Regions from separate parts of the Homo sapiens genome. Here region 1 is linked to region 2. A link is a contact called in ENCODE Hi-C or POLR2A ChIA-PET data. All regions are on one chromosome and are shown on one strand. The core of a region is the stretch at or near the end of the contact, and the rest is flanking DNA. Distances in the headings are between cores, read along the strand shown.

What was found. A loop is a pair of places that touch in the nucleus more often than their neighbours do. ChIA-PET counts read pairs that join two places held with the same protein, here RNA polymerase II (POLR2A).
Region 1: a map of Panc1 shows a loop between it and region 2 (3-fold over the local background). The contact joins two enhancer-like sites. A Hi-C loop is called at or near these places in 1 of 168 maps with a recorded cell type or tissue (Panc1). POLR2A ChIA-PET finds 5 or more read pairs at or near these places in 2 of 52 experiments (K562 and MCF 10A).

What each region holds. Positions count from the first base shown.
Region 1 is chr7:42,187,436-42,192,585 of GRCh38, reverse strand. All of the region lies in intron 2 of GLI3 (GLI family zinc finger 3), which reads left to right. Among named protein-coding and RNA genes, the nearest start is that of GLI3, 47 kb to the left of the region's middle. Within about 2 kb of position 2,890, at least 2 of the 41 ENCODE cell types and tissues checked have a DNase peak (open chromatin) inside an H3K27ac peak, as active enhancers do.
Region 2 is chr7:41,973,617-41,978,485 of GRCh38, reverse strand. GLI3 (GLI family zinc finger 3) reads left to right here. Exons shown (of 15, transcript NM_000168.6): 12 at 764-928. Among named protein-coding and RNA genes, the nearest start is that of GLI3, 260 kb to the left of the region's middle. Within about 2 kb of position 1,250, at least 4 of the 41 ENCODE cell types and tissues checked have a DNase peak (open chromatin) inside an H3K27ac peak, as active enhancers do.

The DNA.
Region 1 (5,150 bases), core at 1,641-4,140, 210 kb before region 2:
TTGTTAGACTTTTTATGATAAGGACTTGTTAAAGAAAGTTTGAAGGCCAAAGAGTAGATGTCAAATATAATTTCATCACTTTAATACATGAGCTGTTTTAAATTTTAGCATCTTTTCTTTTGTCTTTATCTATACCTTGTCTCAGGTTTTGTTGGTTCTTACGTATTTTATTTTTCTTAAAACTAAGGAGCCACCAAAGGTGTAGGCAGAACTCTGTTAGGAAGCTGATGGTCAGGAAGAGATGCTGCATGGACCCAAGTGTGGAGATTCCAGTGACTAGCATCTTAGAGGACATTTTTGTATCTATGATTGCAATTTCTTGGCTGGCTACTCACATTTTTACTAGATGAACTTTAGAGTCACCTCATTAAACTCCGCCTCACTCCAAGCAAAACACAGCATCAACAAAAATAAATGCTATCTCTATAGATTGCGATTGGAATTGTGTTAAATCTATTATTTTTCAAGGGGATTGACATTTTTATAAGGTACAATTTTCCTATTGTGAAATATGACATGTCTCTGTTCAAATAGGATTTTTTTTTTCTGTGATTGTAGAAGTTTAAATTTTTTCATGTTTTTGCATGGGTCGCATGTCTTTCTTGGCTATTGTTTGGTTTATTCTTGGCAGTTTAGCTTGTATGACCTTTTGGCTTAATTGGGAGCAGTATGGTAAAATGGATTCTCATGAGGACTCTGCATTCACACTGCCAGAACCTACTACTGGTTCTGTTGTGGCTACCAGTGAGACTTCGGGCAGGATATTTAATTCTTCCAAGTCTTGGTTTTCTCACCTTTAAAAGGTGGACAGTAATGGTATCTACTTCATAGGGTTATTGTGAAAAGTAAGTGAGTTAATATGTTAAGGGCTTAACACTGTTTCTGGCAGTTAGTATGTGTTCAAAAAATATTATATATATATATATATATTTTTTGAAACGGAGTTTCGCTCTTGTTGCCCAGGCTGGAGTGCAGTGGTGTGATCTCGGCACCGCAACGTCTGCCTCCCGAGTTCAAGCGATTCTCCTGCCTCAGCGTCCCGAGTAGCTGGGATTACAGGCATGCACCAACATGCCCAGCTAATTTTGTATTTTTAGTAGAGATGGGGCTTCTCCATGTTGGTCAGGCTGGCCTTGAACTCCCAACCTCAGGTTATCTGCCCGCCTCCCAAAGGATGAATCAATGAATTCAATGGATCAATGGATTCATTGAATGAATCCTTGCCTGGGATTATAGGCGAGAGCCACCACGGCCGGCTATTATTATCTATTTTTATTGACTGGTAATTGCTGGTGAACAGAAAAGCTATGGATTTCTGCATGTTTATTTTCAACTTTATGGCTATACTAAATGTTTTATTTGTCTTATCGTTTTTCTGTTACATCTTCTGTGCTTTCCAGATTAGTCTATAATACTATCTGCCAATAATAATATTTTTATTTTCCTTTCAGTTGCTGTATAGTGTATTTCTGTTTTATGTAACATTGAACTGGCTTCAACTTCCTGGATAATAGTGATTAATAATGACCATAACTATCTTGGCTGTTACTTTAATATTATTTTTTTTATCAGGTTAAGGAAATGTCTTTCTAGTTTGGGTTTCATTCTTTTTTTTAAAAAAAGTATTAAATTTTATCAATTACTTTTTATCATCTCTTGCTTTTATGATATATAATTTTTCTCCTTTGACCTATTGATGATCTTTGTATGTTTTTTCATAATATTTCTAATCATGTTTTCTGGTATAAGGTCTATTTGATTCTAGACTTTGGTATAACTTGATATGCTAGTATTGTATTTAGTATCTTAGTATTTTTGCTGTGTGTCCATACATAGTTTTGACTTTTAGTTTTTCTTTTTTGTCCTCACAATACTAGATTTGGTATTGAGATTGCATTTGTTTTCAAAATGTATTGCAATTTTTTCCATATGTCTTAATCTAGAAAAGTTTTCACAACATGAAACCATCTGCCCCTTGAGTGTTTGAATAAACTCACACACAACGCTACCAGGGTCTGAGTCTGGAGCCTTTATTGGAAATAATTTTGAAGAGCTATTTCAGTTTCTTCCATTGTTATTGAGTCTTTCATATGTTCTTAAGTCAATTCTGGTCACTTATATTTAATCAGGATTTTAAAATTTAATTGCATAGAATTTTGAAATACACTTTTTTAAAAAGCAAACAACTCTTTCCTGTCTATGTTTACACCCCATTTTCAGTTTGTGCTTGTATTGTCTGTCTTTCTAATCTTGGGTGGATTTGCCCGTGGTGTTTTAGTTTGTTGTGTTCCCCATCCTCTAAACAGCCTGCTTCGGGATATATTTATAAATTCTAATGGTTTTCATTTTTTCCAGATCATAACTTATTTTTGCCATTGTTGTTATTTTCACTTCTTACCTTTTTCAACTTGTAAAAATGATTCCATATACTGTTTTTTTTTTTTTGACAGTAAGATGATATTCATGCCGCTGACTTTGTTACTGCATAAAATGACTGTTGGTAATATTATTTGCAAATGTTAATACCTTTAAACATTTTCCCTATGTAATTGCAAAATATAGTTCTCTGTGTGTGTGTGTGTGTGTGTGTGTGTGTGTGTGTGTGTGTGTGTGTTGAGCCCATGCACACATATATGTGTTGCTTGGGCATGAATGTTCATTATAGGATATATCCGAATCTATCTTGGTATAATATTAGATGATGATAGATTTTGAAAATACTTCAAGAGTAATTGATTCAGACTTGCTTCTTATAATCCAAGAAAGGAAATGATTCATCCTGTTGTTAATAATCAGCAGAGAGGAAGAGAGACTCCTGCTATCCTTGCTAATTTACTCCAGCACTCTGTCAAGTTTTGGTAAGAACATTCTCACTTCTGTGTCATCAGGTCTTACTTGCTGTGTTTTGAGCCTGTTTCCTCCCCTTTATTCTTCAAAGCCATCAGAGTACAAAGTGGGTGTTCTTAGTAATCTTTTACATGCTTGAAGATACATGTTAGAGTATCTGAACCTTCCATATTTTATTTCTTCCACTGATAGTTTTATTTTGATTTTGGCTGATTACAGCTTTTCCTGATTAGCTTTTAAAAATGGAGAACAAAAGACTCCTTGCTTTTATAAGGGTATGATTAGTACTCAATACAGGAAGGAGTTCTGAAATGCTAACTATTGATGAAGTCATTCACCTTAGTGGTTTAATATCTGTTTCTATCTTGTTTTTAAATAGGGTGACTTTCTACAACCATCTCCCTGTTGTGTGAATGTGTTTAGGATTTTTGTACGTTGCATGTTCTCTCTTGATTGATGATTGTTCTAAGTTTGTTCTTTTCTAAACATCCCATTGATTGGCTGGATTATAGTTTATTTTATTAGTCCTTTATTGTTGCTTATTTAAGGCATTCTTTTTAAAAAATAGACTATTTTTTAGAGTGGTACTGGGTCCATAGCAAAATTGTGTGGAAGATACAGACATTTCTTATATGCCTTCCTGCCCCCACACAGCCACAACCTCCCCCACTGTCAACATCCTCCACCAGAGAGGTACATTGGTTACAACTGGTGAACCAACATGGACATCGCATTATCACCCAAAGTCCATAGATTACTTTAGGGGACACTCTTGGTGTTGTCCATTCATTCTGTGGGTTTGGACAAATGGATAGTGATGTGTATCTGCCATTATAGTATTATACAGAGTAGTTTTATTGCCTTCAAAATCCCCTGTGCTCTACCAGTTCTTCCCTTTCTTCACTCATCCATTCCTACCACCCCTAGCAAACAGTGATCTCCACAGTTTTGCGTTTTCCAGAGTGCCATATATTTGGAATCATATAGTACATAGACTTTTTATACTGCCTTCTTTCACTTAGTGATATAAGTTTCCTCCATGTCTTTTCATGACTTGATAGCTCATTTCATTTCAGCACTGAGTAATATTCCAGTGTCTGGATGTATTTATTTATTACCGACTGAAGGACATCTTGGTTGTTTCCAAGTTTTGGCAATTATGAATAAAGCTGCTATAATCTCTGTGGTGTGTTCATGTTTTACTTTTCTTTTTACTGATATAAAAGCAGGTGGTGGTTATCCTTGTAGCTGATTTTTTGTTCCTATCTCTGATTATTTTTATAAATTCCTTAAAGTAGAATTGCTGGATCAAGAAATAGTTACATGTTAAGGGTTTAATACATATTCAGAAGAGCTAACTCAACTTACCCTTTACCAGCGGTGTGTGTATTTATATTATTAGTCGTCTTCAATACAATAGATGCCAGGATAGAGACCTTTCCACCTAGTTAGTTTACCTAGGCTGCTATAACAAATTACCACAAACTGGGTGGTTTTACTCTCTCCAGTTCTGGAAGCCAGAATTCTGCAACCAAGGTGTTTGCAGGCCCATACTCCCTCTGACGGCTCTAGAAAAGCATTCTTCCTTGCCTCTTCCATCTCCTGGGAGCCACTGGCCATCCTTGCTATTGCTTGGCTTGTAGATGCATCACTCCAGTCTTTGCCTTTATCTTTACATGATGTTCTCCCCTCTATGTGTATTTTAGTGTCTGCTGGCCTATTTTTTTTTTTTTTTTGAGATGGAGTCTCACTCTGTCGCCCAGGCTGGAGTGCAGTGGCGCGATCTCGGCTCATTGCAACCTCTGCCTCCCGGGTTCGAGCGATTCTCCTGCCTCAGCTTCCTGAGTAGATGGGATTACAGGTGCCTGTCACCACGCCCAGCTAATTTTTGTGTTTTTAGTAGAGACGGGGTTTCACCATGTTAGTCAGGATGGTCTGGATCTCCTGACCTTGTGATCCACCGGTCTCGGCCTCCCAAAGTGCTGGGATTACAGGTGTGAGCCACTGTGCCCGGCTCTGCTGGCCTTCTCGTAAGGACACCACTAATTGGATTTAGGGTTCACCTTAATCCAGTATAACCTCATCTTACAAATTACATCTGCAAAGATGCTGTTTCCATATAAGGTCGCATTCTGAGGTCCTTGGTGGATATGAATTTTGGGGAGGACACTATTCAATCTAGCATGATTGCCTGATTTTTATTTTCTTTTGTTACTCAGCTTTAAAAAATAATGAAAATCTTATTAGAAAATTAATAATACCAAGCAGCAGCCACAGGAATGATGATAAATGAACTTTCACCC
Region 2 (4,869 bases), core at 1-2,500:
GACTAGAGTATTGTCTGGTGATAAATGCCTCGGTGTTTGAGTGACTGAGTTGGACAGCGCAGCTCTGCACAGTGGCAAGGGGGCAGTGGTGGCTGGCACTGGGAATGAATAGCGGGCCACCCTGCTGGCCGCAGCCCAACAGCTTATGGTACCACGGGGCTTGGAAGGCAAAGGGAAGTGCCAGCTTCCAACTTACAGAGTTGAAGTTGACTTTTAAAACAGCTAATCCCTATACGAGGTTTTAAAGTTTTCCCTTCCTTTCCTAGTGAGTCCTCAGGCATAGGCGTATGGAATGGGAAGGGGGTGCCGCAAGGTTGTGCATTCTTCACTGAGGTGCCCACGAGGCGCACTGGGCACGCTGAGCCCTGGTACTTTACATCTTAAAGGCCCTTTACAAACATGATCAAATTCCATGTCTTTGTATGGACACAAAGCTATATTAATGAACTTTGTGCTGAATCTGAAATCAGTGGGAATTTGAGGAGATCAATGAGCAGATAATGAAACCCATTGTCCACATTGAGCGGTCTATTAAAAAAAAAAACTTCAGGACTTTTACTGGCACTGAAAACTCTTTATCTGGAACTACACCAAGCTACATCTGAATCCCAATAAATGCAGAGTTTAGTGGACTTTTTGTTCCTGGGTTTTGAAAAGCTGCTGACCCTTGAAACATCAGTTTTTCATCAACTTGGAGGGCGTGTTAGGCATAAGCTGCTGTTGCCATTGTGCAGAGTAATCCAGATTTACCTGTTGTCCTCAGTTTGAAGGTTGCACAAAGGCCTACTCGAGACTAGAAAACTTGAAAACACACTTGAGATCTCACACTGGAGAGAAACCATACGTCTGTGAGCACGAAGGTTGCAACAAGGCTTTCTCAAATGCCTCTGATCGCGCCAAACACCAAAACAGAACGCATTCCAATGAGGTAAGCATCCTCAGTGGGCATGGAGCTTGCATAAGGAAACAAAGAACTATCCCGGGGAAGGCACATGGGAAGGCGCAGTGTGTTCTGTTTTGTTTTCCCCTTGGCCATTCCCAGCATGAGGGGCTCTGCCCCTGCAGGTGAAGGCTTGAGCTTCCTAGGTGGGACTGGAAACTGGATCTTATTTGGAGAATAATAAGAGATGAGGAGGAAACTTCTTAAAACCCCTGCGAACTTACTAGTTTCATGTTGTTTTGAACTGCCACCTACTGGTCAAACAGTGGGAGCATTTGACTTGGAATCTGAGCCAGTCACGCTGCCCAAAATAGCAGGAATCCATGCAAAGGATGACCCCATAAGCCCCAAGGATATATTAAGAAGTAGCATGTTGACAGCTGACAGCTTCCTGCTAAGTCATCCACTTTTATTTGCTTCCTCCAAGTGGTATCTTCAAATGGTATTATATCAAAAAAGATTTTTACAGAGCAACCAGCCTTGGCTAAATGCAATTTTCAGACATTCTAAATTCCAAAGGATCTTGGAAAATGGTCTCAGAAACCCAGAATACTTTCTAGGCAGTTACTTAAGAAAACATATTGAGTAAAGCTTCAGGGTGATTCCTGTTGTGTTACTGTTATTTTTAGGTAGCGATCCCCCCTAAATTGTAGAGAGGCATAAGAATAAAAATTATTCCAAATTCATTGCTTACATTTTAGTGAACATCTTCCTACAGACTTCCAATTTGGCCTTGGAGGTCTAGCTCAAATTCTGGCTTGTCTGTGAAATCTTCTCTTGAATGTATTGAGAGATTAACAAAAGGACTCCCCACATTTTGAGTGGAAATAGGATAGCTAACCAGAATTTGTTAACATGAGACATAGTTCAGCACCACAGCGTGTCATCAGTTTGCTTGAAATGTGTTAGAGAAGGAACATCGTGCACACATGAGACCCTGGAGTGGCTGTCATTTCATCTCACCAGTGCAGGTCAAACACATTCATGATCTTTCAGACAGAGAGCTGGGCAGAGAGAATCTTGATAGAAACAAAGTGAGCCATTCTGCTCAGTGGACTTTTGGCTTTAAGGTGGCAAAGATGGTTCTCACCATGTTTTCTTCAGCTGAAACTGACAGAGCAAAAACATCTCTAAAGGGATTAACTGCACTCTGTAAAAAGCACACTCACTCATAAACTCACACATGTAAGTTCATATATATACCAACTTTCTGTGTGAAAAGGTCATGGAAACTGGAGTTATTCGGAATCTCATTTTCTAACTGTTTGAAGACATTTTAAAGATGCCACATCTCCATTTTTAATGTAAAAATGCTTTTACAGTATGCAGTAGCTGGAATATAATCTATTACACTTGTTTTGTACAAAATTTTAGGGAGTCTAGAATAGATAGATACATAGAGATAGAAAGTAGATCAGTGGTTGCCAAAAGCAGAGGGGAGAGGGAATAGTGATGACTGCTAATGGATACAAGGTTTTTTTGTTGGGGTGGTGAAGATATTCTGGAATTAGGTAATGGTGATGATTACACAATGTCTAGAATGTACTAATGCCACTGAATTGTGCAATTTAAAGGGATTATTTTTATGGCATGTGAATTATATTTCAATTTAAAATTTTAAGGGGTTTTGACTTAACAGAATGTATTTCATATATTTCATAGATTTAAGTGTAATTTTGACTAGAAATTTAGGGGGCATTCATTCCTATAGATGTTAGGCCAATGCTGTCTCCTATTATCATGGAGAAGTTTGGACAGAGGGTATGTTAGGATCAGAATGCACACATATAAAGACAATTACCAAGCTTTTTTGTCTTTTTATGGACCTAAAATATTTGTACATGTCTGTTTGCTTTAATTGTGGTGTAGTTGAGCTTGTGTTCTTCTCCAAGGTAAAAAGTGCAATGTTGTGTGAGAGTTGAGTGTTTGTTATAAGATTAAAAGATAAGGATATCTTGGGTAGTAATGTCATTGACCACACTTGAGCAATTTACTTAAATTACTAACTTTTATCATAAATACATAATTAAAATTCTACCCACAGACATATTTACAAACAAATTATACTTCTCTCTTCTATATGCAAGACTTTGGCCCTGTGTGTGACTGATGGACATTTTCAGACGCATCAAAACTAAGTTTGTCCAGGAAATCCAGATTTGTGCAATTTCACAATCCTAGATGAATCAAGTGATTTGCCTTCATTTATTTCCTCTCTTATTTGCAACTTCATTTATTCATTGAACAAATACTTAAAGCTATTTATGTGCCAAGCCCTTTGCTGTTCTAAGTGTGGCCAAGAAAATAATGGACTGTAATGGGAAGGGAGTAATTGCTGGCACTTCTCTGTTCCTCTGGCTGTCCTGCTCATTTAGGGCTGCTAGACTGACCGTAGCTCTGACAGGACTTCTTACTCCAGATCAGACAGCTCATTTTTCCCCCAAAGATACCGCTAAACAAGTTTCCTGAGCTCTGATTCGGTTGAACCTCCCTCTCTAGAAAGCTGCAATGGCTCCCTCTTTCCTATAGGGAGACTTGAGACTCCCTAAGGTTGTGTAAGTGTCAGTTCTCACAGGGCCCAAGCTCATCCCTCTAGTCCTGACCTCTCACTATCATGACCATGAATGAAACCTTCCAGAAGCTGGTGCTGTGCACTGCCATGCTTAGGTGCATGAAGTGGTTCTGCCACTGGACCTTTGCTGAGGACACTTCTTTTTGGCATCCCAAGTAAAATGACTCCTAATAAAAGCTCTGTATATTGAGTGCTTACTATGTTCCATGCATCCTGGTAAGCACTTCATGTACATGATCTAATTTAGCACTTACTGATAATCCCGTGAGCTGGGCATTAAGCCCAGATATAGAATCTTAATAACTGATGCCTCCCATGATTATCCTAGCTGAAAAATGATCCCTCCTCTGTCTATATCCTTACATAGCTTTCACACTTTATATTACAGATCATTGCATCTTCTTATTTTTCCTATCAGATTTTGTATTCCTTATGATTAAATTTTGTTGTATGCAACTTTGTGCTTGCAGAATCTTGCACTTCAGTAAGTCTGAGAACATTTTTCTTAGTCTCTAATTATATTTTATTTCAGTCACTGATCACAACAAAATTTGTGGGCAAAAGTTGTGTGAAGGGTTAATATATTTTGTTTATGTTATGTTGTTGTGAGGTATACATTTCCTGAACCTGTATTCTTGTGAATTTGTGAATTTTTGTGGGTAGATAATGTGTATGTTCACACACAAGGGCACACGGGCACAGGTGCACCTGTATGGGCTGTTGTTTCTGGAAGTGCAGGAGCCGACACATTTGTATCTCATTACATATTGGCTGCGTCCTTGGTTCTAAGCTAACCCATAATGTACATCCATATATTTACAGGAAGAGTAGCTCTCCAAACATGCAGGCTTTGTGCTCCCTCTCTCCTTCTGGTCTCCATACCTCTGCCCCATATATCCCAGTCTGCCTGTTGATGGAACAACCTGTCACAGGAATGCTGTGAGCAAGCATAGGGCCTGTGTCAGAACACTGTAAGGTAATGGCACTAATTATCAGAGCCAGTCTTTTGTCCCTAATGCATAGAATTTGATGTGCTCATCTTATTATATATATATATGCTGCAAATCACACAAGCTCCTGAATAGATGTAATTCATAGTTAATGGGAATCAATTCTGCCCAAAGGAGTCTCAGGTTTGGAGGTGAAACCTCTCAGTTTCAGGATCTTTGCTTCACTGCATTAGGACATTTCAGCATTTTAGGTAGCACTCAGTCTGTTCTTGGGCTTTTAGTGAAAAAGCATCTTTTAGACATACATTCTACAAGACACGGCATCCTTTTAAATATAATAGGTACATTATAGTAATCCTGCTTTTCATGACGCTTGCTTACGTAAAAGCTCATCCTCTGCTATACAT